Linked DNA regions of Mus musculus: all the other regions are linked to region 1. The links are chromatin loops, found by intact Hi-C in ENCODE. Cell type or tissue: heart. All regions are shown on one strand. Each heading gives the region's core, and the rest is flanking DNA. Links, peaks and the distances in the headings are about the cores only. Region 1 overlaps Hmcn2 (hemicentin 2). Region 2 overlaps Gpr107 (G protein-coupled receptor 107). Region 3 overlaps Ncs1 (neuronal calcium sensor 1).

What was found. A loop is a pair of places that touch in the nucleus more often than their neighbours do. Peaks named below come from ENCODE experiments on the same cell type or tissue, not always from the same donor. Only the 100,000 strongest peaks of a DNase experiment are listed, where the experiment ranks them.
Region 2: a loop joins it to region 1, with 4 times the contacts of the local background. A loop is called at or near these places in 25 of 42 quality-filtered maps.
Region 3: a loop joins it to region 1, with 3 times the contacts of the local background. A loop is called at or near these places in 15 of 42 quality-filtered maps.

What each region holds. Positions count from the first base shown.
Region 1 is chr2:31,376,456-31,386,982 of GRCm38, reverse strand. It overlaps Hmcn2 (hemicentin 2), which reads right to left. Exons shown (of 98, transcript NM_001370902.1): 23 at 8,615-8,742; 24 at 6,501-6,755; 25 at 5,855-5,941; 26 at 4,462-4,656; 27 at 3,203-3,333; 28 at 2,796-2,943; 29 at 2,018-2,144; 30 at 1,679-1,833; 31 at 94-372. Among named protein-coding and RNA genes, the nearest start is that of Hmcn2, 67 kb to the right of the region's middle. In heart, for the core only: CTCF peaks have their summits at 3,829 (motif pointing right) and 5,601 (motif pointing right); DNase peaks (open chromatin) are centred at 3,863 and 4,519; H3K27me3 peaks cover 6,573 bases.
Region 2 is chr2:31,204,772-31,215,298 of GRCm38, reverse strand. It overlaps Gpr107 (G protein-coupled receptor 107), which reads right to left. Exons shown (of 18, transcript NM_178760.4): 15 at 7,571-7,620; 16 at 6,149-6,232; 17 at 4,729-4,850; 18 at 1-1,055. The coding sequence ends at 959. Among named protein-coding and RNA genes, the nearest start is that of Gm22516, 20 kb to the right of the region's middle. In heart, for the core only: a CTCF peak has its summit at 5,563 (motif pointing right); no DNase peak of the experiment used is centred there; H3K4me3 peaks cover 1,582 bases; H3K27ac peaks cover 7,470 bases.
Region 3 is chr2:31,295,162-31,305,688 of GRCm38, reverse strand. It overlaps Ncs1 (neuronal calcium sensor 1), which reads right to left. Exons shown (of 8, transcript NM_019681.3): 8 at 10,217-10,527. Among named protein-coding and RNA genes, the nearest start is that of Hmcn2, 14 kb to the left of the region's middle. In heart, for the core only: a CTCF peak has its summit at 6,203 (motif pointing right); DNase peaks (open chromatin) are centred at 7,638 and 9,043; H3K4me3 peaks cover 1,745 bases; H3K27ac peaks cover 1,188 bases.

The sequences.
Region 1 (10,527 bases), core at 899-8,898:
GTGGCCACACCTCACTGACCTTTAGAGACAGTCAGAGGTCACCTCACATTGTCTATACCAGCTGCCCACTGCTGCAACCCCCTGGCCACTCACCATAAACCTCCAGACTGGTGGATTTCTTCGTAATCCCTGCAGGGTTGCTGGCCTGGCAGGTGTAGAGGCCAGCATCGGAGGGCTGGGCCTTCACCAGCTGCAGCTGCCGGCCGCCCTTGCTGTAAACCACTTCTGAGCTGGGGGCCAGCAGGGTCCCATCCTTGTACCAGGTGATGGCAGGGGATGGCATTCCTCGGGCCTCACATAGGAGCTGTGCGGTGTGGCCCTCCAGGACAGTCACCTCACCTGTCTCATTCGAGCCCCAGATGGTGGGTGGTGCTGGGGACAGAGAGGGACATGAGGGTGGTCACAGACAAACTGAGTAGGTGGCGGATGTCCCGTGAGTAGCATGCACACACCCAGGCTTCTACTATAGGGACTGGCAGGCATGAGGGATAAGGGAGGGATATGGGGACACAAACGGAAGAGGCCAGCTCAGGGACATGCTAATGTGGGGAGCAAGTCCAGTCACTATGGGTAGGGATGGTGCAGATGGGGAGAGGGGCCGCAGGCTTGAGTTCTGGAGCCCACAGGGCTTCTAACTCACTGTATGACCTGGGGTAAGTCCTTTCCCCTCTCTGGGCCTCGGGGTCCCCATCTGTGGAGGAACTTGATCAGGGCTTCCCCTAGGGCAGGGTACTTACAGCTGGTACTCAGGACAATGGCTGAGGTACATGGGTACAGTAGGACATCACTCTGCCTCCCAGAACATGTGCACGTGGGTACACACACACACACACACACACACGCACACGCACACGCACACGCACACATACACACACAGGTCAAAGGTCGACATCTGGTGTCTTCCTCTATTAGACCCTGTCCCTTACTGCTTGTGACACTGGCTCTGGAACTCACCAGCTCAGCTAGGCTAGCTGGCCTGAGAACCCCAAGAGTCCACTTGTCTCAGTGTCCTCAGTGCTGGTGACTGTCTAGGTGAGGTGATCTTCCCAGCAGCCACATGAGTTCTGGGGATTCAGACTCGGGCTCACAGGCTTGTGGAGCGAGCACTGTACCAACTGAGCCTTTTCCCTAAGCTCTCAGCCCCCCTTGTTACCACAGAGCACAGATGCAGGCCGAGCGCCCATTGCTTGGCCTTAGGAGGACTGCCTCCATCTCTTTGAATGCGTTTCTTGGTGCTTCCCAGACCCATGCCCTCCTAACTCTCCTGTCCCCGGTGGCAGTGAGGAAAGGCTCCCTCTGAGGCCACTATGCTATCACCTATAGTACTTAGGGCTTCTCCCATCCAGGCAAAGGGATTCCACTGCAGAGCCCCACCCCAGCCCTGAATGTATTAATTTTTCCTGTTCCTTCCACTGATGTGATGGACACTGGCTTCCCACTGACATTTGAAATACTAACTTGCCTTATTTGGCGTTCTCAGATAAATGTAAGTTCAACACACATCGGAAGTAGTGAGTGTATAAAGTTGGTAGTTTGGGGAGATGAGGGGCCATATGCCCTTGGCTCCTGTTATTGACCCTCAGGCCCCGTTTCTGACCTCGCTCTCCCTCCCAGGCAGCAACAGGAGGCAGGGAAGCAAGTTCCTGGACCAGCTAGGGCTGGAAGGTACTGGACTCACAGTGAATGCTGAGCTGAAAGTCCTTGGCCTGCTGGCCGGCTGGGCTGAAGGCCACACACTGATACTGCCCTTCGTCACCTAAGTGACTGCTGATAATTCTGAGAACTTGGCCATCCTCCTGCAGCAGGATGTGAGGATCCCCTGGAAGGATAGGCCTAGAGAAAAGCCATCAATCAGGCCAGGGTGCCGGCGGCAGCGTTTCCTGGGAATCTCCCACGGGAGAGAGACACCCATGCTGCCCTTCACAGAATTCAGGGTAGCACATAACACACCCGCCAGGCTTTCTCAGGCTTCCCTGACCACCCAGCCTCCTCCCACTCCACCGAGAGAATCACTCACTGCCCATCCTTGGTCCACTCCACCTGGGGCGTGGGAACCCCTGAGGTCTGACACTCCAATGTCACATCAGCACCAGCCAGGCCAAGCACCTCCTGAGCGGCCCCAGCTCCCAGCAAGGAGGGAGGGACTGGGGGTGGGAAGGGAGGAAAAGGGGGGATGCCTCAGACTCCATACTCCCTGCTGACCACAGGAAGGTCCCTTGGCCTGTACACCCTCCACCTGAGGAGCTCCCAGACATGGCTGGACGAGCCCTTTCCCCAGACTTATCAGCAGCCTGTACTGCTCTTGTGTAGCACCGCTGTGATGGCTAATCTTGTCAACTGGATGAAAGTTAAAATCGCCATGGAAATAAATCTCCCATTGTGTCTGTGAGGAATTTTCTAGAATGGGTTAACCGAGGTAAGAAGACACACCCTAAATATGTGTGGCTCTATCACCAGGCTAGGGTTCTGGACTGCATTTTAAAAAGCAGAAAGCTGGCTGAGCACCGACAACCATCTCTCTCTGCTTCCTGTGTGGGGATGTGATGTACCAGCCACCTCAAGCTCCCATGGCTATGACATCAATATAATAGACTGTACCTTTGAACCGTGGTTACCTTTCCCCCACAGCAACTAAGACTACCTGGATGGCACTGCTTAGCTAATCATGTGACGGTCCCCTGTGTGGTCTGCTCTGTGGGCTCCTGAGGATAGGGCCTAGGTCTGTGGTGGCCCCCATGCACCCTTTGGTCTCTGCTAACACATGCTTGGGAGTTTGGGGCACAGTCCTCACTCACTGAACACAGCAAGATTGAAGTCTCTCTGGGCGCTCCCCGCCTGATTCTCAGCCTGGCAGGAATAGAGGCCAGAATGGCTCTCTTGGATCCTAGGGAAGTGGAGGGACCGGGAGCCATCCAAGAGGCGATGTCCACTTGCCTCTGGGATCTGAGCACAGGAGGCCAGAGGGAGTATGTATAAGCAATGAGAGAACAGAGGCCCATGGAGGTGGTCACTAGAGCGGAGTTCTCAGTTCCCCAAGAGGACCCTCAGGAAGTCCTCTCAGGACAATAGTTCCCCACTGTCCCTGAACTCCAGCATCCTCAAGGACATTTGTCACATTCCCATGTCCCTTAGCACACAGAGAAACATATCATCACCCAAAAGTCCCACCTTCCCCATCCCAACCTCCCCCGGAGTCACCCACCAGCTGCCCATCCTTGAGCCACGCCACCTCAGGGGCAGGAAAGCCGTTTATGTCACACTCCAGCGTCAGGGGCTGTCCAGCTAGGCCCGACACGTTGGTTATGTGCCCCTCTTCCCGGATGCTGGGGGGCACTTGGGGAGCAGTGAGAAACAGAAGAGTGGCTCCCACTTTGGTTGAGCTTAGAGTCTAAGGCGGGCCACCCACATCCAGCCCCATCCCTCGGTCCTCAGGCCTGTCATCAGCCCGTCACTGAGACCCTGGGAGACTCTCCTGCCTTCATCTATCCTGATCTAACCACAAGGGCCTACGGATCACAGGTGGACACAGCAGCTTCCCCCTGGGATCAGCACCTCCCCTCCCCCACTGTGAACAGATGCCAGATTCCGACACTCCGTCTACGAAGCAGGACATAGCCAGTTCTACCTGCAACCAGATATCACACAAGGGAGGTTCCGAGTGGGAAGTGCCAAAGGTCAGTCCCCCCCACTCCCACCCCAGTGTCTCTAGCCAACCTCCCAGGGAAGTTATTCCCCAGAAAATTGGGGACACAAAGTGGCTGTGAGATCTGCTCAGGCTGAGAGGTCCGGCGCATCCCAGTAGGGGGAGCACTCCCAGCCTGCCAGCAGGGGGAGCACTCCCAGCCTGCCCTGGCCTTGTGGAGTCTGTGCTGGCACCCTTGGGTGCAGCTCCTGCTGTGGGTGATTACACAAGGCCGTCATGGGTTAGAGGTGGACTAGAACTCTGCTCAGCTCTATTCTTACTAGCCTTGTGTGTGTGGAGGCCAGAGGACAATCTGGGATGTAATTCCCCAAGTGCCAGCCACCTTCTCTGCTTAGAAAGGAATTAGAAACACATAGCAGGCTAGCCTGGCTGGCCAGCGAGCTCCCAGGCATGCCTAGCTTTCCCAGCACAGGTGCACACTGTGTTGCCCCGACTTTTCCATGGGTGCCGAGATCAGACTCAGATCCTCAAGGTTACACAGCGAGCACGTTAGTGGCTGAGCCTTTGCTGCAGATCTTGACCAGCTGACACCCCAGAAGCCTCCACTGTCCCTTTAGATGTACCTGGCAAAATGGGGTGCCCCACGCAATACCCTCAAACCCTAATCTTTCCTGGTCTCTTGGGGAGAAGGAATCAGGTGTCCATAGTCTGCTCTGTAGGAAGCTTTGGGGCCCTGGCTCCTGGCACCATTATGGGTCTCCACGTGGTAAGTGGAAACAGACCTGTCCCCGGTCTCCAGCTCTAAGGCCTCAGCTTACCATAGACCACCAGCTTGGCTCTCCTGGATGCAGAGCCCACCTCATTGGTGGCCTGGCACTCGTACTCCCCGCTGTCTGCAAGAGAGACTGAGGACAGGAACAGCGACCCTTCATCCAGCACCGCCACATCTGGCCGGCCATTCAGGGGCTCTGAGGATGGGCCCCTCCGCCATGTGATTCGTGGCTTTGGAGTCCCTGGCAGGGTATGTAGAATCATCAGGCAAGATATCGGACACCCCCTCCATGCCTGCACTGTCCCCTCATGTGACCCCCTGTGCACATAGTGCTGACTTTCATGATGGGTGGTCTCAGGCCCTGTGTCACCCCCATGTCAGGAGGAGGAAGAGGAGGAAAAGGAAGAGGAGGAGAGTGAGGAGGGGGAGGGGCTCCCTCAGATCTTCAGCATGTGTCCCCTATCTCCACACAGGGTTGAGTGTCCATAGGAGCATGAGAAAAACATGCTTTCTGACTCTCAAGGAGGCCAGAGGTATCCTTCCAGGTATCTCCTGCCAGCCCTGAGCTCTCCTCTCTGTGCCAACACTGACTTTCAAATGACTGACAGTCCACTCCTGCCAGCTTTTGCTGCTCAGCATCTTCCCCCATGAGGGTCAGGGTCTTCACTGTTCCTTGCTATGCCACCAGCACAGCCCACACACTAGGTACTGTGTGAATGAGCAAGCCTGCTGTGCGTAGCATGCTCACCGTGCCAACTGAGCTGGGCATGCACAGTGGGAGCTGTTGACTCTGCCTGTCCTGTCCCTCCCCTCACAGTGTGACCAAATTTGGGACAGCCATGCTCCTGGCTACATCCCAGCCCTGGAGGGGAAGTGATGGTGTCTGTAAGTATTCCTTGTGCCAGGCTATGATGCTATGCCCTTTAGCACTCAGGCCCAGCCCCTATTGCTGTCCACCCTTGGGGAAAGTGCCAAATACAACCTGGGGGTGGAACAGTCCAGAGAGGTTGCACTACAGAGGGCCTTTGGGTGAGGCTGGTGAGGCTGAAGTCTAGCCCTTCCGGTCCAAGGATGAGAGGGGGAGGGATATGAGCGGGCCACACTGTGGAACAGCTTGAAGTGGAAGGCTAGGTTGGGTGGCTTGCCCATGGTTGTGTCCCTGCCTGCTATTTCTAGAGTCCAACACTAGGTGGCACTGTGATCAAGGCTCCCAGTCCCTACTTAAGCACCTGTTCTCCTGCCTGCCACCTTAGTGTTGTTGAGGGCTCTTCCAGGTGCCCAGCTTTTGCAGAGCGAGCTGCTGAGGTCAAGGATGCTTTGACCTATACTATAGAGTTGTCTGAGTGACCTCACAACCCAAGGAGGTCACTATCTGGTGGCCGAGTTCCTGGAATCCAGCTAGCCCTGCTTCCCTAGTCCCACCCGGGGCTTGGCCTCACCTTGGGCAGGACATGGCAGACTGGCATTCTCTCCGGCCACTCGCTCCAGCAGGCTCTTGGTCTCGTCAGTCCCCCAGTGTGGTGGCTCTGTGAGAGGTAGCAAGGTCATGTTCATAACCCTCAGGTCCAGCATTCCCTCCCAGTAAGGGCTGGGAGGAGGGGCGTCTCCTCCCAGAGTGCCAGCCTCCATCCTCCCAGGGAGGCCAGTATTTGAGGCTGGACCCTGTGCCTCAAACACAAGATGTATAATAGGGTCCTGTAGGTGTCCTTCCAACTGTGTCTTTCTTCCAGTCTCTAACAGCGAAAATGCTAGGATATTCCAGAATATTCTGTAGGTCATGCATAATTTCTTAGTGGCCTTGCCTATTACTGGATCACCTTTCAGTGTTTTTTGTTTTGTTTTGTTTGTTTGTTTTTTGTTTTTGTTTTGTTTTGTTTTGTTTTGTTTTTTAAATGGCCTGAGTTACCCATGTTGTAAAAGTCCCCTTCAGGCCCCTAGGGTCATAGGCCACAGGTCTTCTCTGCAAATCATGGAGCCTTCATGGAGGCTCTGAGGACTTACTGCTTCAGACCTGACTAGCAGAGCCCAGAACAGCGAGTACTCAGAGGTGTGGGTCATGGCGGAGGGAGGGACTCAGGGACTCACCGAGCACAAGGAGCTCCAGCTTCCAGGTATCTGTGCCAGCGCTATTGGAGGCCTCACAGCGGTACAGCCCAGCATCAGAGGTCTTGACAGCAGCAAAGTGGACAGAGCCCTGGGCTCCCTCGCCCATCAGGGCCATCCCGTCCTTGAACCAGTTCAGCTGAGGTTGGGGGTTGCCTTCGGCCACACAGTTCAGGTCAAGGGCTTCTCCAGCCAGTACCTTCAGGACCCGAGGGCCAGGCTGCACCTGAGGGGGGACTGGCAGGGCCCCAGGGATGGGCATCGAGGTGGGCTATCCAGTTAAGGGTCTCAGAGCCACAGCCCATGTTACAACCCTGATATGAGCAACCAGCAAAATCATCCCAGGGTGGGACGTCTAAGGCAGCTGCTCCTTATTGCAAAGCAGAGCTGTCAGGACCTATGTGGTCTTCCCCACACCCTGAAAGAGCAGAATCCATCTTCCACCTGGACACCTGCTGCATGCTCTCAATGCATTTATCCCCTGTCCTCCCTCACCAGTGTGCCCTGTGCCATGTGAGACGTGCCATCTGGTCTACACCAGGGTAGTGGGCATATGGGGAAACTGAGGCACTGAAGGCAGGACAAACTCAGAATGGCCTGGTGAGGTTGGAGCAGCGCAGTCTGAGCAGCTACACAAGCCCAGCTTCCTTCCCCACACCGTGGTGCTATGCACCGGCTGAGCCCCAGCTTCCCCTTGCTGCCGTCAGAATGAGAGGTGAGATGGCACTGGCTCCCAGCAGCCCCCGGCCTCAGCTATGGGCTGTGTTTGCATTTCTCAACCATTTTCTCACACTCTACCCCGTGAGTCCTCCTGCAGGGTGGAGAGTGCCACACCCAGTTTGAAGATGAGGAAACTGAAGCATGTAAAGATTTCTCTCCTGAAGACCGTAGCCCTGGGTCTGTGTGTCTGAGGGTCCGGACAGCTTCTGGAAGGCCCAGCCTGTTCAGGTTAGGAGCATAAGCAGGGCCCAGGCCCAGCTGCTCTCCTGCGCCATCAGGGAAGCTGAGTAGAACCCTGATATTGTCCCAGTCTCTAAGACACAGTCAAACATGAGCCCAGGCTTTGGAACCTAGCACAGGCCAGCTGCTTGGCAGTGCTCAGAAAGGGCCCAGGAGCTCGGAGATGTCCACAGTCACTATGCCATGCCCACCATCTTTGCCATACCTCAGGCTTCTTTGTTCTCAGCACCTGATATAGGACTCCCTTGTAATGATTACAGGTTGGGCATCATCGTGGCCCCACGTTACAAGGTTCAGAGGGATCACACAACACATTGGTAGACACTGATTGAGCTCCAACCCTGCTATGCTGTTTCCAGCTCCACCTCGCATTTCCACCTTCACTCTCCTCTCACTTGCGGGGAGGGAGGGATCTTTTCTCTCCACCCCCCACCCCAGGCCTCAGCCTATCTATCTGCAAAGTGGGAAGCTGGCTTGGATAGGGCCGGTGAGCATCTGCAACTTGATCTCGAGGGCAGATGATGTGTCTAGGCGCCCAGCTGGGGTGTGAAGGACATAGATGAAACGTGCATCTGTTCCCCATTACCCACAGACTCTGAGAACAGATTTCAAGTCATTATCAATGATGTGGAACGTTCACTATCTCCCTGCCCTTCCCTCTTGGGCCCCATGAGAGTAGCACGTGGGCTAGGCCATGCATGGTCCTGTCCTATGGTCTGCCCAGGGCTCTCCTGTGTGGCTGGCTTGGGATGACTTCTTTTGAATGGGACCACTCCAGGGACCCCTAACTGTGCTGGGGATCAGGACCACAGTGAGTGCACATTTAGACCTTGGCCACAGAGAGGGAGGTCTACAGTGGTGGCTGGAAGACCAGGAGCCTCTCCCAGTATCAGTGGGCCTGTTACAGAAGCGTGACTTCCGTCAGATAGAGGCTCTCGGAACTATTGCCCCTTGTGTGTCTCTAGTGTTGGTCCCCACTGAGCCCTGATCTTGGTGGGCCTCTTTTAACAGCTCTCCCAGGCCCGAAGTCAGGGAGAGGAGTGGCCGGTCTGGCACTGTGGAGCCTGAGAGGTGTTATAGGGCAAGGCAGGCATGGAGATGAGAGATGGAGTAAGAGAATCGTCTGTGAGCCCTACCTTGAACTCTGAGGACGTAGCGGCGAGATGTGGCCCCCGCGGGGTTGCTGGCTGTACACCCATAAAGGCCATTGTCACCCACCTGGGCCTGTGCCAGGCGCAGGGAGCCTGATGGGAGGAGCTCATACCTGTGGGGAGGAGGGACACCAGTGAAATCTCATTCCACCCTGGCCAGAGAAAGGCTTGAAGACCCACCTCCAAGGATCTAGCAGCTGCCTCCTCCAGGCAGCCTTCCCAGGCTGAAGTCACAACTACCTTCTGGCCTCAACTCCAGCCCCTAATTGGCCTCCAAAAGTCAAGGTCAGACCCTCTCAGTGTAGAGAGATAGTTGGGTCCCAATCCACATTTCCTTCCTTCTTAGCTGTGTGACCCAGAACATGACCTGGGTTTCCATTTCATCATCTATAAAATGGGGGCTCTGGCACCCCAACCTCCATGCGTCACCAATTGGTAGCAATGCCCCTTGCCCTCAGCACATCTGTTTGTGAGGAGGCTAGACTCCCTCTGCTTTCAGAGAAAAGTCGTCCACCAGCTCCAAGCCCCCAGTGTCTGAGTTCTCAGACTCCTAAGCCCAGAACCAGGCCTCTTGGAGAGTCACTGTCCAGAGGCATCTCAGGGACCCATGAGAAGGAACATTGCAGACCCTCCCCCAGATCTGGCCCACCTCACTAGTCCCCTGACCCTTCTCACAAGGCTACAGGCCACTAGCCAGACTCCAGCAGCTGGGATGGACCCCAAGGAGCCCTGCAGACATGATGTCAACTCCATCTGTGCTGGCCCTAAGGAACAGAGGCTGCAGCCTGTGGCCCTGACAAGTCCAAGGCCAAGTGCTCAGATCGGGGCTGGAGGACCCCAGGATCAATTGTCAACCTAGAGGTGACCTTCAATATTCAGATGGGCTTCAGCCTGGTTCCCTACCCCCTCCCTGCTGAGACCAAGCATCTACCTCTGCAAAATTGTATCACGGGGTCCCTGGCAGGAGATGTGGGAGCCAACCCTGCAGCACCCCACATCTCTCCATGCAGTTGCCAGGGTGCATGGTTTCCAACCACACCCTAGCTGTCATCACTGCCTTGCCTCTATCCACTCATCTGTAAGTGAGGTGATAACCTCCCTACCAGAACCTTCTAGCTGGTCCGAGTATCCAGCAGGCACTGTACACAGCGTTGGGTGACATGCAAGCCAACGACATTTACTCTACAAACTGAACTACACTCCAGGCCCTTGGCACCTGTCTTTCCTATAACCAATTACAGTCATTTTTTACAGAAGTTGGAGGGGGTGGGTGCTCACTGTATCATAAAGAAGAGATGAAAACCTGTGGACCCGCAGTTCAGATGTGTAAGCTGACACTTGCAGGGCCCGAGAGGACCTGGGCCTGTCCAGAGGAGTAGATTTTTGCTCTGTGTGCCAAGGTGGCCATAGCAAGGGGCAGGGGCAGGGCTTGGAGGGATCTTTGCAGCGCATCTCCTCTCTCAGCACTGTCAACCCTGTCCAACCTCCCAGGCCCTGACTCCTGCAGCTCTGCGCCTGCTGGGGTGCCCTTTTCTCCATCCTTCAGGCAGGTACCACTTCTTTCAAGAAGGCCATCTCCATACCTCCAGGCTGGCAAGCCCATCTGTGGTGTCCCATGGCTCTACCCATCTGTGACACTGGAAGCCTCTTTGTCTTCCAGAGGCTCCAGGGGGATACCCTTTATCACCAGGCCCTGCACAGAACAGCGTCTATGGCCACCAGCATGAATTCCCAACAAGGCTCAGAGACAAAGTAAAGCCACTGTCCCAGTCCAGGGCTTGATAGAGCTGCTTGGGAGGTGCTGGTTAGGAGGTTCCAGGCAGATTCAACCTGCTCCCCTCCCCCAGAGCCCTCCCCGCAACCTTCCAAGCGGCTCATAGGGAAGTGCTGGCCAGGCC
Region 2 (10,527 bases), core at 1,707-9,706, 170 kb after region 1:
TACTTGGACTACGTAGTTGAGGCTCAGAGGTCCTGCCTGGCCCATGCAATCTGTGGAAGGATGCTTACCTAAGCGTTCGTTTAGACACTACCCTTTCTGTCCTCAGCTGCTCCTTCAGGAAAGTTCTGTTTTCTCGGATTCGGATCAGAAGACACAGGTGGAAGGAGAGGAAGCCAGGCGGCTGCTCTGGGCAGGCAGGGGAATGGAGTCAGGAGAGCCAGCTGGAGCGCACTTCTGGAGCTCCAAGGCCTTTCTCCCTTCAGCCAGCTGTGTACTGGGTCCTCCCTGCTGGCCTCTAGCACCACTGGTGTAGGTCACATCAGGGCGAGGACATTTAGAGTGGTGCTTGGGGACCAGTGGCCCTCCCTGGACAGGTGTCATGCCACCTAGGGTGTCTATTTGGCTATCTGAAAGAATTTCATTCATTTCTGTGGTTCTTGTCCCCAAAGGCTGACAATCCCTTTCTCCTATGCCCTTGGTAGATATCTGTCTAGTTCCCAAAGTAAATCCTTCTCCCCCACCCTGGTGCTAGGAATTGAACCCAAAGCCTTATAAACTGCTAGGCTGAGCAGCGAGTCACACCCTCCCCAGCCTCCACAGCACTGACCAGCGCAGACCCGCTCCCCCACCCCATAGCCTTTCTGAGTAGCAGCCACAGGGCTCCTTGGCACAGACCCAGGCTCCCAATTAGCAAGGTAAATCAGACTCCAGTCCTTTACTCCTCCTCTAAGCCCCTTCCCGCCCTCACTGAGGGCAGTCCTAGCTGCCTGTAGCCCACACCACAATCCAGATCCTAAGAGTACAAAAATGTGTGTCCGTGGCACTTGCTCAGCATGAGCGCTGAGCGCTGGCTGGAGTGTCACCGCTGGGAGATGCCATCGTTCTGTCAGGAACGCGCTTGCTCACTGCTTGGCTATGAATAAGCTAGTTTCATTGACAGCAGTCCTCAGCCCTGCTGTCACGCGGTGCCTTCCCAGCTGCCCTGGGGCTCCACAGCACCGTTGCTCACTTTCTTCACCTTCTTCATATTCTCCATCACACCCGATGTCGTCACTCTGAAAAAGAAAAGCCAAAGTGTCAGGTGACTCAGAGCCCTACAGTAGGGGACTCTAGGCTAAGGTGGGGACCTGGCCTTCCCTCACAGCTGTGTGCTACTGGCCAGGCCACTTGACCTTTCGGAGCCTAATTCTTACCTTCCAAGAAAAATATTCCCCACATGCCCGATCAAGTTGTCCTCACTGCCAGCATTAATTTCACCGCAGTGGCCAGAGACTTGAGGCCACACTCAGGTCAGCATCGGGGTTACAGGCATTCAGGAAAGATGGCTAACTAGTGGGGCAGACACAGACATTCCCAAGGCACGGGACAGAAGCACAGGTTTGGTGTTCAAAACTCTGCCTGTGCTTAACGCTAGGACAGTTAACACTACTTCCTCGAGATCTGCTCTTCCTTCCCCGGGCATTCCAAGAAGCCCTTAGGTTCTCTCCAGGCTGCTGCTGCCTGCCCCAGATCTTTCCACAATGACCCTACCCACGCTCTCCCTGCCCCTCCCCTGGCTGCCAGTTCAATGCCACCTTTCCCTCAGGTTTCCAAGCTCTGAGCCCACCTGCACTGCTGGGCTGGGCTGCTGCTCTCAACCCGCTAGTGGTTGTGGCTCCCCTGACTTCACGAGCTCCCTAGGGTGATCCTGCAGCCCCGAGAATGTGCAGAAGGGGGAAGGCAAGAGAGCAGCCCGTAGACTAGGGCAGTGGTACCAAGATGGACAGCTGAGACACAAGGCTGGGCCCATGAGATGTTCAACCACTCTCTGAGGACAGGGAAGAAGGGTGGCCTGACCATGGAGTGCAGCTCCATCAGGCTACAAACCCTGCAAACACACACTATCTGCGCAGTAGCCTGGACCACAGTCACCAGCGTGTTCTCACAGCCTGTGCAGGAAGGAACTCGAGAAAACTCAGGTTAAGAGATGGCCACTGGGACAGAGGGGGGCGGGAGGAGCTGCAGCTCTGTGGATCCAATGACAGGCTCTGGAGCCTCCCAGGTCATAGGTGGGAAGTGAGACTTCTTGGGAGGCCTCAGTTCCTAAGCAGGTGTGAGCAGCACGGCCCACAGGGCCAGCCAATAGTGTACCAAGGACAGAAAGGTGCTGGGGACCCACACTGCCTTCACTTATATCTGTCCCTCTTCCCTGCTTTACAGAGCCCCACATCTTCCCAAACCCAAAGTACAGAAAGAATACAGCTCTTCTTTTAGCTTGGCTAAAGCTGTCTATGACACAGCTATTTCTTTGCCTAATACATACTTGGAGGGTTATACTGTGAGAGGCCTCGGTAAGAGGATCCCGGGCATCTGATTCTCCTGACTCCCCTGTGGAATAGGAACCTGGGGAGACTTGGAGCCCTCTCTACCCTCCCCACCTCCCAGGTCAGAAACAATCAGAGAGTAAGTGTGTACAGTGTGGCTGACACAACCAAGGCTGGCCGGTCAGTGAAACCGCTCCCAATACTTTTAAACTTACTGTTTTTGTTTTACAATGAAGTTTGCAACCAAAATTGGTGGCCCAAAGAGAGATGTAAAAGAAACAGGAAGGGAATGCAAGCCCCTAGGCTCCTAGGCTAAACAGAAAGCCATTTGACAGCCACGCAGGCTCCACAGGCACGCTGGGCCAGCACAAGGATGGAAGCCGGTCCCAGACGTTGGCTCCCAAGCAGAGGAGCAGAGACAATGGAATGACCTGGGGCCTGGACACACCCTCGGGGCTTGTCAGAAAGGCCTTGGACTTGCTCTGAGAGTGTGTAAGAGGGTAGAGGGCACGGGGCAGAGTTCTTGTACATGCTGGAGTGTCTTCTGTGGTAGGACCAGACCTAGTGGCTGATGCTTTACAGAGCTAAAGACCTTCTGAGCCAGGCTCTGCTTGCCTCTGGGACGAGTTATCTCTGGAGGACTTGAGAGGTGCCATCAAGAAGGCACTCCACAGCCCCAGCAGCTGCACCATTTGCCTGTCTGAGAGCCATAGTAAGCCCACTGCTCACTACAGGAGGGCACCGCTGGCAGCAGGCAGCAGGCCCATGAGGGCCTTCACATCTTCTCACTCTCCAGAGCTTTCAACAGCTTTTGTCCGCCTCTCTCCCTCACTCCTTCCTTAGTGCTAGAGATGAGACCAGAGCCTTGTATACATTAGATGAGGTCTCTGTCCTGGGCTCAGCCCCACCCTATGCCCCAGTATCCTTCCTGAACTAAGGTGCTTTGCCTCCATAAGTTCCTGAGCTCCTGCTTCCTTTCCCCTCAGAGCCCAGACTGCGCTGGGCTGCCTGCTGGTGCCAGGGCCCGAGATAAGTAACCCTGTGTACCTCCTCTCTGCCACTGGAGCACTCCCGTCACTTCGTGGCTCCATGAAGCCCCAGAGAACACCCAGCATAACCTGGCTCCTTGTCACAGGCGGGTAACTGAGAGCACCAAGGGGTTACTGACATCTCCAACATTTGCCCTGGCCTATGCCTTGCCAAACTGCAGAATGTACCCTCTTTAGTTACGGAGTCTGTGCACCTTCCTCTTCCTTCCTGCCAGACCTATGTCATAAAGTCATTCAGACTGATACCAAAGTAAAACTTTAAACACTGCCATGAAGGTCAGACATGGTGGCTCACTCTTTTAATCTTAGCACTCGGGAGAGAGACAAGTGTATCTGAGAGTTTAAGGCCAGTTTGATCTATATAGAGTTCTAGGCCATTCATGGCTACATAGTGAGACCCTGTCTCAAAAAAATAAACCACTGCCATGGATCAAACAACCCCCTGCCCAAGGCACAATGGAAGATGGTGAGCACAGCTCCCGCAGGGGCACTCCACAGTTCAGCTCAGTGGAGGGCACTAGGACCCAGCCACTCGGCCCCACAGCTGGCACTGCAGGGAAGGGTAGGCTGACTTGGATCTGTAGCCCTTTCTGCCTCCACTTGCAATGACTGCTCCCTCTGGTGAAGGCACAGTTGGAGGTCCTCCTGCCTTCCCACTGTGTGGAAAGGGTATTGCTGCACGGGAGTGACTTGCTCAGGGCCCATCCCAGGATCTACCTTGCATGCACTGCCCTAGTGGGGCAGCCAGCACCAAGAGCTGCTCTACGAGGTCTGATGTGCCTGGCAGCCCAGCCTGGGTTCACCTCAGCCTTTGAGTTGTGGAGAGGAGAAAGGTAAAAGTGCGGGGCAGTGGGGATCTCGGCCTGAGGTGGCCATCACACACACACACAGCTCAGCTCAATAGAGTCAGAGCTGGCAGACAGGTTATGATCTATCTGGAAAACAACTGCCTTCCCTGAACCTCACCCTAGCCCCATCACTCAGATGCAGGTTGGAGGTGCAGTCTGCTGTCAACCTATGATGACCCAGAAGATGCAATTTTCAAATACCAGTAGCAATGCTCGCAGCCGGATAACCCATTTTAAACTGGCCCAGAACACTTTCAGACTCTTGCCACTGGATCACTGGGAGCTGCTCCAAGGATATATAATAGGGTGGTAAGTTCTGATTGTCTCTGACAGGACTGAGCAATGGCTGGCAGTCACTGCACTTCAAACTAAGCAAAGCACACCAGGGGCTCCAGTGTCCACATCCTTCCACTAAAAATAGAGGGAGCACCTCCAAGCTGAGAGTGCTGAGAGCAGGGCCCCTGCATACCATACCATTCAACAGAGAGAGGGAGGGAGGGAGGGAGAGAGGGAGGGAGGGCAGCTTACACGGACTCCATCTCCAGGTCATCATCTTCCTGAGAGAGCTGCAGGTAGGGGTTATCTGAAGCTGGGCGAAATTTATACCCCGTCAGGACAAAGAACACCAGCGTGGCTGTTTCATCCAGCAGCTGCAAATTTAAAATCCGCCCACAGATAAAAGGATTAGCAACACCACTCTTCAGAAAGCAATGAACTAAGCAAGCTCATGCCTCTCTCAGTCTCCACATGGTTTTCCAGCAATGCCGCAGCCGCAGCCGCAGTCGATTGCTCCTGAGCACTTCCTCAGGTCTGTGACGGGGTCTATGCCAAGAGCACAGCCAGCGTAGACACTGGGTGTCTCCATGGGAACCCACTGTTGTTTTTGTTTTAAATGATGAGAGTGTCTTGCTGTGAAACCTAGGCTGGCCTTGAACTTACCACCTTCTGTGTCAGCTTCTCAAATGCTGGATTAGTGTGTGCCATCATACTGGTTCATTTTATACCTTCTCCAGCCTGTTGTTCTTCCTTTTTTGTTAGTGTTTGTGTGTGTGTATGTATGTGTGTAGTGCACTGTGGAGTTGAATGTGGAGGTCAGAGGACAACTAACTTATGGGAGTGCAATTTCTCCTCCCACCACGTGGGTCCTGAGGATCCAACTCAGATCACCTGTGTTGGCAGCAGGTGCCTTTACCAGCTGAGCTTTTTTTTTTTTTTCCAGAAACAAGAACAAGAGGCTCTAGTAAATTAATCCTGCCTATTAAAAAAAAAAACCCTTTTTCTTTATTTTTTTTATTTGTGTTAGTGCGTTCCTCTGTTTGACCTTTCAGATGCCAGTGGCTGCATAGCCAGAAGAGGGCGCGGGCTCCCTGAGAGCTGGACTCAAAATGCCATGTGAGTCACCCACCCTACACTGCTGCTGTAAACTAAACTCTAGTCCTCTGGAAGACTAGCAAGTGCTCTTGACCTTTGAGTCATCTCTCTAGCCCCAAGAACAAAGGTCCGAATGTATATGCAGCCTTGATGACCAGCTCTAGTATCTTACAAAGATAGTTTATAGCTATAATGATCAATTATATATATTATTCTAGGCACAAAACCCCAAAAATAAAAACAAATCCTTGAAGCCAGGAGGACTGGACTGAAAACCACTCAAACTGCGGCTGAAGGTGAAGGTGGACAAATTCTAATTACACAGGACAAATCTCACTCTCTCTGCTTGAGGCTTTTCTCTTCAAAGACTTAGAATTAATCAATAATGCAATTACATCCAGATTTATCATGTAGCCCAGCAGCTCTTCTGGGCACACAGATCATCCTATCTGGAGAGCAGAGGAGGCAGAAGGTCGTAGCACTCATTCCCAGGAAGGTCAGACACAATCTTAAACTACACCCCAAGATGTGGTCCTCAGACATAAATTCTCCAAACTGTCCCCTGAGAGCAGCAGACCTGGTAGAGCCACTTCCACTGGAATGGAACAGCAAACTTGAGAAGGAAGGCGATGATCCTGGTAAAGTAGATGTAGCACACAATCTGCAGGAAAGAGGAAAGCAGAAATTAGAGCGCCACGCTCTGCCACTGAATAACTGCAAAGCAGGAAACAGTCACCCGACGGGATAGATGTGGCCCGCAGCCCTGGTTATGCAAGTCTTCTTACTCTTGGTGGCTAAGACACTGACCACACCCTCCTGGGAGGCTAGCTCCTTTGGTATGGCTGTTCTGTTTCTTGCCACTCACATTCAGGTCTTCCTTCCGTCTCCAAGGGCACTCTTGTCACCCCAGGCTTGGGAGCAGTTCCTAGCAGCTACAGCAAAACGGTCACATGGGGAACACGCAGATACAGTGAGCAGCTGAGTCTCCCGCTCCAGGACATACTGAACCACACACTCTAACCTGTTAACACCTTCCTCTGGCCACCCTGTGACAAGGTCTCAGTAAGCTGGCCAGGAGACCACACAGAACACTAGACCAGGCTGGGGTCTCCTCTGCATTGTCATAGGCATCAGGAAACGCTCTGTGACACCTGTTGTGACGATGCTACAAGCCCACGTCAACAGAACAGACAGACAACCTGAGAAAGAGAGCGAACAGGCACAAGAAGACCAGCTAGATGGAGGTCTGCCCTGCTTTCCTAGTGCTGCCTCTATCATTTGAACGTTTGTTTGCTTGGGCAGAGCTGTCAAGCTTCCTTGTGGGAGTCAAGGGAACACTGGGAGATTATATTCTGTGCTCACGCCACAGAGCTTTGTGTCCATCACTGACTTGCTGGATGCAATGATGCAGGCCTTTAATCCCAGTACTTCGGAGGCAGGGGCAATGGGTCAAGGTTAGCCAGGGCTACACAATGAGGCCCTTTCTTAAACAAAAAACCAAAACCAAAAATCCCAAAACAAAACCAACCTCAATTTTCTGTTTTTAAAGGACACATCCCTAGAACAAAACTAGTTTCCTGCCTGGTAACTGGAGAGAGTGGTGCAGACTCAGTGGCTTTCTGTGGGGGCCTGGAGAAGAGCACAAGGGTGCACCCACATCCCTAAGTGGGCAGAAAAGGCAAGCTGAGGAATTGCTAGGTCTGGCCTAGGCCTAGAGGTGCCCTTGGGGATCAAACCCTACCCTGGCCTCCATACAAGGGTCTGAGCCATTCCCATGGCTCCTGCTTGTGAGTGAGTGACCTGCTACTTTTGAACGTAGTTAAAGCCACTTCTAACAGGCTCAGAGCAACCCAGATTTTTCATTCCCACTTTCAGAGAAGCAATGTGAGAATGTGAGGCGGCTGACAGGTCCAAGCATAGTGGCTGCCGCTGTGGCCAGGTCTGCTCACTGATCTCATTTACAGTTTTAGGGGTTTTGTTTGTTTTGGTTTCTACTCACCAAGACGTAGTAATGTCTGAAAAGCCTCAGCTTCGCTAAGTTAATGGCAGCTACAAAGAACAGAATGAAAAGTGTGTTAACTTCCTTTCTTCACCCACTCCCCGTCCCTCCGTCCTGCCCGCTAACTCCCAGCCATCCTTTTGGAGACATCATGCCTAAACTTCCTCAATTTTTAACATCTTATCCCACCTATATGGCCACCCCCTCTCTCATGCCATAAGCAGAAGAAACGGAACAGGTTGAGTATCTGACCAGTGGCATGGTACAATCTCTACTATTTCGGGCGACTCCTCCCTTGGAGATGGGAAGCTATGAGCAGAAACTGGGGCTATGGTTGGGGTCTCAGAATAGACAAGGGCCAGGGCTAACCTCTCCAGCTCTACACCGCAGCTGAGAGGGATAGCTGCCCCCTAATCAGAATCAGCAGCAGGCTGGCATAAATGACCACCCGAGGACCTCCCACAGGAGCAAACTCAATCAGTTCTCAGGTGCAATCCGTTTCCCTTACGGGCTTCATTCATAGTAAGCCCTTTGAAAGCAGACTCCCTCGTTAAGCCCTACCTTCAAGAACACTCAAGGTCAGCTAAAGCAGGAAGCGCAGCTTCCTGACACTGCCTATGGCTATGAAATATTGATGACCGTAGAGGGTAGCCTGGCTCCCTCCCCGATTAGCAACGCTTTCATTCATCATAGCCTTCCTGCAGGAGGCAAATTAATTTTGCTTAATAGCATTCAATTACTGATTCAGTTTAAGAATGGGACTGTGGGTGGCAGACATTCAAATTTCCTCTTCCTCTCCCCTCTGGCTCATGATTTGTGATGGTGGTGGTGGTGGTGGGGTGGGGAATACGCTTAGGATGCCCACAGAAATTCCAGAGATCCTAAGTTAGCAAGGCGGTTAACAACTAGAGTTCTGTCAGAGGCCTTCTGAGAGTTTTGAAGTCCAGAGATACATTGTCTTTGTGTGTGTCCTTGTGTATGTGTGTCCATGTGTATGTGTGTACACACATGTTCATACAAGCAACAGGAGCAAGTATATACACACCCAGCAGGCATGGGGCAACAACTGGCAGACTGCCCAACACTCTCATCTCTCTACATGTCTGAGAACTGTGTTGTTTGTTTGTTGCTGTTGGTTTAACATTAAACTCTCTGGTTCTCACCCTTTGTTCATCCGTCAATACTCAGTGAGCAAGTTCTGACTTGCACCAGGCATCGGGTACAAGCAGTGCTCTAGGCAGATGCAGCCTCCTCCCTGCTCTCAGGGACACCCCACTTAGGCACTGGGAGGGGTGCTCCTGAGGACAGATGCTACAGTCGAGACATACTAGGTGAATCAATGTCCTAGGCCTTGGCTTCCATCCACATGCACAGCCCTCCATCTCCTGCCTCCACGACAGGGCCTGTTCTCACCCCACTGCAGCAGAGTAGGCCAAAGCTGGAGGGTATTTCAGCCTGCCATCAGGGCAACCACTAATGCTCTCCCTTCCCATGGGGCAGCCTCATGGATGGGCAAGAGAGGGTTCAGCATGCTGGACCTTGAGGACGCTGGTGACAGGGACAGACAAGCAAGGTGAAGACATAGACTGTGAACTTGTCCTTACTGAGTCTAAGGGCCCTGGGGAGTTTTAGGCTGTTACCAAGGTCAGGGCAGCAAGCAGCAAGTTCACCTGGACACTGGCTGGCTGACAAGGGCAGGAACTAAAGAGTCCTACAAGGAACCATGAAGGAAATGAGGAGGCAGACAGCACGGGAAGGAGGGGCTGAGGCCCCCGCAGACCTTAGTGGGCTAATCCTGGGGAGTAAGAGCAGGAAGTGACACATGGGCACCCCCCAGCACCACAGGCCACATCAGTCCTGCAGGCTACACAGACACTCTGATTTCTGAAGGGAGGCAGGCTACATGCAGCTCTGTAATTGAGCCAGTGTGCCTCACACCCTCACACCACGAGGGTCCACTTCAGAACAGCGTCACGCTACCCAGCACTCCTAGGGATGACAAACAGGTCCTGGAGAATGTGACAAGTTCTAGGCCATTTCCTAAATCATGAGAACATCCTTGCTAATTTCATGACATTACTTAGCACTGAGTCTGGCCTCTCAGGCCCCAAGCTGGGTTTTCCTGCACTAGGGCTTGGGAGAGGGGCGTGGTATGGACCCCAGAGCTACAGTCCTGCTAATTGGGTCTTTCTGGCCATCCCTGACACACTCTGCCCTACACGCATGCATTGGAGTTGAAAGAGAACACTCAACAGAGCAGGCTGAGCGCAGCTGTATGGCCAGGGTTCAAACCTCAATTCTGCTGCCTGGTACACATGTGACAGTAAGCAAATCCTCTACCCTCTTGGTCTGGACTTCAATTTGTTCATCTGTTAAGGCAGGAACAATAATATCTAGCCTTAGGGTTACTGGGATAGCCAGCAGGACAAAGGCGGGCAGCAAACGGCTCGCACTCAGCCCCTGGACGCTCTTACAATATTTATCAGAATCCTGTCAGAATTATATGGGGCTAGCCTGCATCGAAGGTAGCACTGTGACTGGTAGAAAGCCAGACTCTAGTAATACTGGAACCCAGGTGAAGCTGGGACTACCAGCACCCAGGCTCTCCTGGAAACAGCGCTGCCGGCCACATGGGACTGACGAGCAGAGGAGCAGCAGCCACAGAGGGGAGGCTCTCAGCATCGGGAGTGTCACAGCCTGGAACCCCAAGCTTCCCTTTCTTCTCTCTCTTCCAAAGACTTCCCAGGAGTCTAGGAGGCTGACAGCTTGCTGCTCCTTGAACCACAGGGAGCTGGGCTCTCATGGGAGTGCAAGCTTGCGGAGGGAGGCTAGGCTGGCTATTTCTGACTAGGCCACACTGGAGCAGCAAATATGGTCAAAGAATGAGCAGGCAAGAAGGGAAACACTATGACTGGGAGCCAGGAGCCCTCAGTCACACCACTGTACTCCACGTGCCT
Region 3 (10,527 bases), core at 1,416-9,415, 82 kb after region 1:
CAACAGCGAGCCAAGGACAGGTGACCTTTGACAAAAGCAGAGACTTGCAGGAGGAATCATATTAAAGATGTTTTGATTGCTGCAGCCGGGAACTGCTGGCCCAAAGAACTGTGCTTGGAAATCCGAAAAGAGGACACGGTGCTTCCAGCCCACGCATCACCAGAACCTTCTGGCATGCAGAGTGGCTGGGCCGGGATTAAGGCAGCGGACTCCGTTAACAAGCCTGGTCTAACGGTGTCTCTGCAGATGTTTAATGGAAGCCAGCATCCCGAGCAGGCAGCTTTGAGAACAATGTTGGGCAGCTTCCCATGCACAGCTTTCCAGCCACTCTCACAACAGAGGCCAGTGCACACTGGCCTGCAGATGTGGGGCCAGAGACACAAAGATGATGGTAACCATGAGGGCAAATCAAGTCCCTGGTTCCTGGGGAGGGGCAACAGACAGAGCTACAGCATCTGATAATTACCCTGGAGCTCAGACACAAGCCACAGTCCTGTCTGAGCCCTCACAGCACTGCTTACGTTAGCGGCTCCTGTCCAACGCCAGGCTTCCTCCTTCGAATAGGAAGCCTGGCTTCGGGCATCCCTCAGGACTCCAGAGGCCCGAGAGAGTTTTCCCTAGAGAAGTGTCCCAGGGAAGAGAGTTGATTGGCTCTTAGTGAATCACATGCCCAACTCTGTGAGGGAGATTAAGACACAATGATTGGCTTTCCCTGGGTCACGTGATCACTCCGGCTCTGGGATGAAGGCGTGGACAGTCTTTTTCTACACAGGTCATGGACGCTTGAGTCCCTTGACCATCTTTCCCATATCGGGTCCCGCAAAAGCCCTTGAACTAGATGCATCCAGCAAGCACTCTATAATTGCCGAGAGACAAGCTGCTGCTCCCTCCCAACCCAGTAGCACCTTCTCTTTGACGCCACAGGCCCAAGTGGATGGCAAGAGTAGACTCGTGATTTGCAATGAGTTCATTTTCCCCTTTCTTTTCAAGCAGCTCTAAGTAGGGCCCCGCCCCGGGTGGTTCCTCCTAGTTCTATATATATTTGATGCAACCCGAAAATTCTGCTCACTGAGGGAGTTGATGACCGGCTCTTGGAGGAAGGGATTTTCTTTGAACATGATACTGCAGACATGAAGCTGTCCCCTGAGTGTCAGCTCTGCCCACCATGCTTGCCAGGTCCCCACCTTGGCGTGCAGAACACAGTTCTTACCTTCTGGACCTGGCATGAAAGCAAGGCCACACCCACCCCCTCCAAGCGTCTGGCTGGGTGTTCCTTAAATGAATGAACGGAACACGAGAGCCTGGCCGCCGTCTGACCTTCAGGCCTCACTCAGGGAAGCTCCACAGCCAAAAGAATCACAAGGGAGACTTGGACATCAGAGAGAGAAGGCCGGTTCTCGCTAAAATACCCAGGGTATTAACCAAAAGGAAACCACACCCCAGCTTCTCTCAAGTCCCCTTTCAACACGTTTGCCTGGAGATCTCTGCTCTTTATGGGTTCCTCCAAGCTTCTCTGCTCCCTACCTGCCCCCATAACTCCCCTTCCTTCCAAATCTGTGGTTTTATTTTCCCTCTTAATAGCAATGAGGTTTTTTTTTTAATGCAAGTATATTTAGTTGTGGGTTTTTTTTCAATTATTATTAGTGTGTGTGTGTGTGTGTGTGTGTGTGTGTGTGTGTGTGTGTGTGTGTGTGTGTCAGGGGGTGCATGTGGGTGCCATAGCATACACATGGAAGTTCAAGGACAACTTTGGGAAGTTGTTACTTTTCTCCCCCTGTTGAAGAGGAGTCTCTCTCATTTTTGCCATGCCGTGTACTCCAGGTGAGGCAGCCTGAGAAGGTCTGGGCCATCCTCCCATCTCTGGGCCCCACCTCCCAGAAGGAATGCTGGGATTACAGATGCAAGCTTCTTTATGTGGGTTATGGGGATTGAACTCAGGTCTTCAGGCCTTTGCTGCAAGCATTTCCACCCACTGAGCCATATCACTGGCCCAACTTAGTCCTTTTAGATTTAGCTTCCCTATCTGTTTCCCTTCTTCTGCCCACAAAGCTTCTGAAAACATACACATGACGTTCAGCAGGGGATGGAGGGCGAGGGGGCAGGGATACTCAGAAAGTGACGACCTCCTTCTTCAAAGACACCATCGAGAAACATGCGGAGGCGGGGCTTTCTAGACATCCATTTGGTGATACACAGCTGACAGCTCAAAGTTAGTCATTTCCCATGAACTCCTACGAAGGGAGCAGGGGACAGGTGTGACACAAACTCATGTACACTTACCTCATGAAGGGGACCCAGCAATGTGTTTTGACTCAGCTCTCAGACACCGAGGGCATCTTGTCCTTCGGAGACGTCATTCTATTCTGGGCTTGACTGATTCATTTTGACGGTGTCTCAGTTTTTCCAGTAATTGACAAAAAAAAAAAAAAAAAAAAAAATCAGTAAGTATACAGAATGAAAACATTAGTACCAAGCCAAGCAGTAGCAGCACACACCTTTAGTACCAGCACCAGGGAGACAGAGGCAGTCGGATCTCTGAGTTAGAGGCCAACCTGGTCAACAGAGAGTTCCAGGACAGCCAAGGCTGCAGAGAGAAACCCTGTCTCTAGGAACCAAACTAAAAATATTAGTTAAAAAATTAATAAAAGAGACCTATCAGTCTCTTTAATAAAACACCGCCTATCAGTCTCTTACTGGTATTTCTAGAACATTCTACTCAACAATATCAGAGCACACGTTATTTTTTATTGCATCAGAAACAGTCACCATGTCCTGGATCATGCCAAGCCTTAGCAAATGTAAAGAAACTAAAGTGTTCAGTACATGTTTTCTGGCTACACTGTAATTGGACTGAAAATTATTATGGAAAATAAACAAACTGCATCACATGTCCAGGGTGCTATGTAACAGCTCTCATAATGTAACCCACAGCCTTAAAGGCTCAGATGAAAAGAGATCTTGGAGACAGAGAGTTGCTCTTGCAAAAGACCCACATTCAGGTCCCAGCACCCACTGAGTCGGCTGTTCAGAGCCTGAACTCCAGCCCCAGGGGATCCAACACCCTCTTCTCGCCTCCACAGGGACTGCTTTCATCTGCCCATACCCACACAGACAGATGCATAGAGTTAAAACTTAAATAAAGAAGATCTTGCCCAGCAGGGTAGCATAGGCCTTTAATCCCAGCACTTGGGAGGCAGAGACAGGCAGATTTCTGAGTTCGAGGCCAGCCTGGTTTACAAAGTGAGTTCTAGGATAGCCAGGGCTATACAGAGAAACCCTGTCTCAAAAAACAAACAAACAAACAAACAAACAAAGGAGATCTCAAATCAATAAGCTAAGCGGTTACCTTGTTAATACATGGATCAACAGGATGGTCCAGTGGTTAAGACATTTTTGCTGCCAAGCTTGATAATCTGAGCTCAGTCCACTTGGTAGAAGGAAAGAACCAACTCACACAAGTTGTCTTCTGACCTACACGAATGAGCACAGCAGTGGGAATGTCCCCGGCCATGGCTGCCTCCAAATAGCATCCTCTTCTCTGGACCTGACACTGGAACCTGGATCTTCAATGCAAATCTAGGTACAGAGGCCTTGGGTGGAGAGAATCTGGCAACTGTGGTAATTTTGATGGTCATCTGGACAGAATAGTTGTATCACCATGGAAACAGATCTCTGGGCACATCTGCGAGGGATTTTCTAGACTACTTTAACTAAAGTGGGAAGATTAGCTGTAGATGTGGCACACCATCCCATGGGCTGGTGAGCTGGCTGGTTTATGTCTACTTGACACAAGCTGGAATCATCAGAGAGATGGGGGTGGGGTGGGGCTCAGTTGAGAGAATGCCTCTATAAGATCCAGCTGTAGGGCATTTTAATTAGTATCTATGGAGGGAGGGCCAGACCACTGTGGGTGGAGCCATCCCTAGGCTGGTGGTCCTGGCTGTAAGAAAGCTGGCTGCACAGGCCCTGAGGAACAAGCCAGTAAGCAGCATCCCTCCACGGCCTCTGCTTCAGCTCCTGCCTCAGGTTCCTGCTCTGCTTGAGTTAACACCCTGACTTCCTTTGATGGCGATGACACAGAAACATAAGCTGAACAAACCCCTTTCTCCCCAGGCTTCCTTAGTCATGGTGTTTCGTCACAGCCATAGAAACTTACTAAGACAGCTGGGGTCTAAATCAGGAGGAAGAGAGCCAAGCATTCGTGATGTGGACTACAGTTCAAGCAACCTCCTCAAGCTCCGGCAGCCATGGCTGCCTCTTCACAATGGACGGCACTCTAACTGGCACTGGAACAAGTCTTCCTTTTCTTGAGTGGCTTTTGTCAGATATTTTGTCACAGCCATGGGAAAGTGACTGATAAGACAGCATGTTTACTGGGCCTCCTCACATCACCTGGCTGAGGCCAATGGACAACTGCTTGAGGCGTGCACTTCATCTGCCTATCCTGCAAGAGAGGACATCGAGCCTCCATTTGGCCCACATTGGCTGTCACCCCACAGCCCACAGCTGGGCAGGGTGGAACTAGGACTGGACCCTAGAGAAGGAACATTAGCAGAAGAAGCCTTGTAAGAACCTGGAACAACTGTGGCGCCTTGGAAATGCCTCAGTGCACATCCAGGGACCCGCAGAACAGCTTTTCCAGGCCCCACCCTGCCTCTGAACTTCTGCCTCCCAGGCTGCCTCATGGTCCATCAGATTTCCTCCCATAGGAGAGGCCCATGCCCTGTTCTGGTACCTAGCCGGTCAGGAGCAAAAAGGCATGTATGGGTGTCAACGTGGTCTGGTTCAGGCAGAGAGACAGCTCCATGGATACAGTGTTGCTGGTTCAGGCAGAGAGATGGCTCAGTGGATACAGTGTTGTTGCTGGTTCAGGTAGAGAGATGTCTCCGTGGATACAGTGTTGCTGGTTCAGGCAGAGAGATGGCTCCATAGATACAGTGTTGCTGGGCAGGTGTGAGGTTTGAAGTCTGGGTCCAGAACCCCTGTGAATGGGTGGGCTTGAAGACAAGCTGGCTGTAATTCTAGTGTTTGGAAAGAGGAAACGGAATCTTCAGAGTAAGCTGTTGGACTAGCCATATCAGTGGGCTACCGGTTCAACTGAGAGACCCTGCCTCAAAGAATAAGGTGATGGGTGACTGAGGAAGACAGCAGTCATCAACCTCAGGCTCCCACATGCCCACACAGAAACACACATACATATCATGCAAAAAGGGCCAAGTAGGGCTGACAAGATGGCCTTGCCAGTCAGAGTTCTAACAACCCCAGGCCCACATCGGCAGAGGGAGAGAGCCAAACTCCTCCCAGCTGTCCTCTGACCTCTCTGTGAGTGCTACAGGACACCCCCTCCCAAATAAATAAATCGACACATAATCTTTTATGTGGTCTTCATCTCTTCATCAGTGGCATGGTGCCACCAGGCGTGAGCGGTTCCAGGAGTCACACATCAGCTTTGCCTTTGCACGAGAACAGCAGTGTCTCCTTAAGCGTCAACTCAGCCCCACAGTCTGGTGGAAAATCCCAAATTCTGACAAGTGCCAGCTCCAGGCGACCCCAGGGAGAGGACGTCACGCCAAAGGTGATGAATCACAGAGACAGTCAGGATTAGTGGCCAGCAAGCTTAGCCACATATCCCAGCTCTAGTGTCCATTAGCTGTGTGACCCCAAGCGAGTCACTAAACCTCTCTGGGATCCGTTGAGGACGGTGACTGTAGTCACCACATACAGGAGCAATGGCAGCAAAACCATGGATGGGGAGGGACAAACAGCTGCTGTGAGCTCAGAAGGTGACCGCACCAGTGGCCACCACATACCAGCACAAGGGCCCTGCTTCCTTCTGTCAGGTGGACTGCAAAAAGCAAATTCCAGGTCCAACCTGTCAGCAGCTCAGGTGTGTCCAGAAGGGACCTTTGGACCATGCCTGCCCAAGCTTACCATCACCATTCCTGTACTTCGGGGGCCTCACTCCCAGACACATCTACTTCTGCCCAGGACCCCCACACCACACCCACCCACCTCTGATCTCCCACCAGACATAGGATCTCCCCACAGTCCTCACTCCTTACTGCTCAGGTCCAGGACACCTGCAGAGACCAAAGGCAAAGACAGCTTGTCTGGAGCCTGGAAGCCCCTTGCAATGGCTGTCGACCCTCTTAAGAGCAAAGGCAGCTTTGTCTATAAAATGTGAGTGTAATACCAGTCACAGCCTCTAGAGGGTGTTCCTGCAAGTATTAAATGAGCTAAAGCGGAGAATCCGGGTACAGAAAGGATCTAGGGTCAGCTGTGAGTATCAGAATGACCACTCATTCATCTGCTAAATGTTAAAATGGGGACTTACATAGAGGAGCCATTCCACCAGGCTTCCTGGGAAGCACAGAGAAGAGGAGCTGTGTGCAAGGAGTGCAAGCACCCAGAAGTGATCACTCGTCTCCCTACCTTCTCCACCTCTCCCGTTGGAAAATTGGGGGGTCCAGGGGCTAATCCAGGACCAGCTCTTTGTGGTGGTTTGAATAGGACCCCCCCCCCCCCCGCAAAGGCTCATATATTTGAACACTTGCTTATCAAGGAGTGCCGATACGTGACAGAGATTAGGAGGTCCACCCTGGTTGGAGGGAGTCTGTCACTGTGGATACAGCCTTGGGATTTCAGATGCAGAGCTCTCAGCTCCCTCTACAGCACCATGCCTGCCTGTGTGCCACCACGCTAATAGATAATAGACTAAGCCTCTGAAACTCTAAGCCAGCCCCAATAAAATGTTTTCTTTTATAGGAGTTGTGTGGTTAAGGTTTCCCTCAGCAATAGAGCACTAAGACCTCCTCTATCCCAGGATTGTTCCAGAAGTCACCACCACTCCCACTCTTCCTGATTTTCCAGAGGCAGGGGGGCGGGGGGAGGGAGTGGATTTCAGGACTCAGGAATGGTTTGACCCCTGAGATCTGCAGAAGTGAGTGGCTAGCCTGGGGTCTCACCAGGGGAAAGGACACAATTTCTGAGACAGAAGATGAAACAGACCATGAGCCCTGGTCCCTGACCGAAGGGTCCCTACAAAGTCCTTCCTGGACACCTCCTGGTAGACTCCAAGTGGATACCCTGGCCAGTCCACAGCCACTAGATCCTAAGTCTCTCGGCAAAGCAGAGATGTCCCCCACGGGATCCTTTGTCCTGGAAACATCCATCCTCTGGACTTTAAAGGAGGCAGAGGATACCCTGGGGAAGGAGGAGAAAGGGAGACGGGGAAGGGAGGAGACAAAACAATGACCTGAAACTTCGTCCCACGCAGGTACAGTTGTTGTTTGTTTGTTTGTCTGTTTGTTTTTATTTAATCGTCTTGGCAAAGGAGAATTTACATGCAAATACTTAGAAGAGACATCGGATCGTTAAATCCACCCAAAGGCACACACAATCTTTTGGAGATGATCTAAATCAGACTGGTGACAGAGACCCGAGACGGCGTAGTCAAGACACGCGTGCATTTCTCTTCCTAGACAAACTCAGTCTTGGGCTTGTGTGGCGACGGGGATGGGGACGAGATCCCAGAAACGCTCGTTTTGTTTTTTGTTTTTTTGGAGTCTGGCCCAACGGACTCAAAGAGGGTGAAGCAAGTTTCTTTGCTCTCACTCCATTGGTTAGAACTGAACCACATGGCCGCCCTTGCCCAAGGGAGGCTGGGAAATGTAGTCCTTTGCTCCACACCCCGCCCTGATGAAAGGAAGTGCAGGAGGCAACAACTTTCCAAGAGCTCAGTTTCCCAAACTCAGAGGATTTTGATGCTCTTTCTATGCCCACCACTATGGCCAGAAGATAGCCAAGAGGACAAGGTGGATGGATGTCAGGCAGGGTGGGAGAGGGCAGACCGGCTGCTGAGGAGGGCAGGGAGGCAGTGACCACTGCAGGGATCCTCCTTTGAATCTATACCACCATCCCCACCTCCCGCTCCTCTCTGCCCGGTCCTGTTCACCCCAAGTGGTGCCCTGGGTATTTTGTTATGGTTCGACTGTGAGGTGTCCCCTGCAAACCAGTACATTAAACACTGGTATTGGTCCCTGCCTAGTGGTTCTGTTTTGGAGTTTTGTAGAACTTTTGGCCTGTAGACAGCTTAGCTGGCAGACGTGCCCTGGACCTTAGAGATTACTAATCCCCTTCTGGTTTGGAGGTAGTTCTCTGCTCCCTGGTTTGAGTAAGCCTGAGGAGGACCTGCCTGCACTCCCACCACCATATCTTCCCAGCCATGGTAGACTAAAATCTCACCACGAGTGTAAATAAAAATTTCTCCACTATGATGTTTCTGCCCTGTATATTGGAGTGAGGAAGGGGGAGGTGGAAGACTCCCACTGGGAAGGAAACCAGCTGAGCTACCATAGAGAGCTCACTCCCCTGGGAGGAGGGAGAATTCCTAGGTGAAACCAGCACAGTAAGTCACCCACTAAGGTCAAGGCCTGCCTGTCCAGGGCGATGTGAGGCAGGATGGATGTGCCAGCCAGTGCTCTCAGCCCTCAGAGCCCCTAAGCTGTCCCTCCAGATCTGCCAGCAGGCAGCCTCCACAGCAAGCATACCCATGTGCCTGCCCGGCTTCCCTTGCACCCTGCACAGCTATGCCTGTTACATGGGGCTGGGGATTTGAACTCAGGTCCTCATGCGTTCAGAGGAGGCATCCCACTACTGATGCATCTCTCAGCCCCATCGATTTTCGACGCTTCCATGGATGCAATATGGTTGGGCTCTGTAAGTGGCCTCCAGCTTCCACCTAGGGACAGTTCCTGAGGACTGAGACCCTCCTCGGTAACAGGCTCTCTTGAACAGAGACCATCAGTCACAAGCTCTTACTAAATCCTGCTCCACAGCTTGCTCATCAGCACAAGACAGGGGAGATATGATTGGAGACAGCCCACCACAACCCCTGCCGCCGCCACCAAGGGTCTCTGAGAAACGCAGGTCTCAGCCAAATCCCAAGAAAACTGCATTCCCAGTAAGATGCCAGGTTACGCTGACACGGCTGGGGGACCACACTTTGAGAAGCTTTGACCAGGTGACATCCCATAGGGTGTCTTGTTGGGCTGTCAGGAGGAGTGCAGCTTCCTCTGGCCCATCCCCAGCTGCTGAGAACCTAACTGGTTTGAGACTATGGGGAGAAGGTACAGCTGGAGGGGAGGTGGGTGGAGACTAGCCCTGTTGGGAGGAGGAGATACAAGGTTCTGACCTCTGACTTTCAGACCAACAGGCCTCAGGCGAATGTATGTATGTATCCACCCATATACAGCAGTGTGGCCCCTAGGTGACCCCAGCAGATGGGGTATGCAGGAGGGGGTGCTACAGGGTGAACCTGTGACCTGCTCACCTGCTGCTCCCTGGTCACCAGGGCACCCTTTTATTTTTTTAATTTACTTATTTATATATGTGAGTACACTGTCACTGTCTTCAGACACACCAGAAGAGGGCGTCAGATGCCATTACAGATGGTTGTGAGCCACCATGTGGTTGCTGGGAATTGACTCAGGAATGACAGAAGATAGATCAGTGCTCTCTCCAACCCCATCACCACTGGACTCTTAACCCAGCAAACTGAGTTGATACCTTGCATGGGCTTTCTCTGGGGTATCCTGAGCAGACCACACCCAAAGCGAGAGCAAGACTGTCCTGGGAGAAAGAAATCTAAAGCAGACAGAAACACAGAAACAGACAAAGCACCAGGCTCACACAGGGAGGTGGGGAGGTCCAGGAAGCATGTTTAATCGGCCAGACACAGACGACATACATCGGGAGCAGGGAGGAGACCCGGACATGCGACAAAGCCTATCACCCTTGGCCTGCACCACCAGGCGAGGGCCTCCCTATGTCCCCCAAGACATAGACAGGACGGCACCCCAAAAAGAGACACCGAGGGTGCTGGGAACACAAGCAGGGAAGGATGCAAACAACCAGAGTGAAAACATCACCTTCTCTAGATTTGGTTTTTAAGTCACCTAAAAATCCGTCGGGAGCTGTAGGAACCCCTAGGAGCACCAACCCACACAACGCTGGCCTGTCACCCCTGCAAGGTGGCTGACCTCTTTCTGAGGCATGGAGAAACAGATCCAATGAGTAACGTGACTCCTCCAACGTCCTGAAGGAATCTGGAGACTTGGTCCGGGAATGCAGAGGTAAAGGGTGTTGGGTGGGGCCCCCACCCTAGGAAGCAGACAAAACCTGAACCTAATGCCAACACAGAAGATGGGACCAACTGTTTATTCAACAAAAGCCTTTTATTCATTCAAAAATTAACCATTGGATTTATTCTGCAGATATTTTTTTAAAAAATTAAAGTTGGGAGGGCAAAGCTTCCCACTGTGCCCTTATGCCAACTACCTTGCCAGTCCCAGCTGACCTAGCAGAGGTGTGGGTGGGAGGCATGCTGCCAGATATGTAGGGCTGGGGGCCCAGGACCTCGGAAATCACAGCCCCCACCTTGGCCTTCCCACCTCTAGCCTCACCTCTGGCTGGACCACTGCATCCCCGGGTGCCACTGCGGCTCATCACCACCAGGGGGCGTCCCCA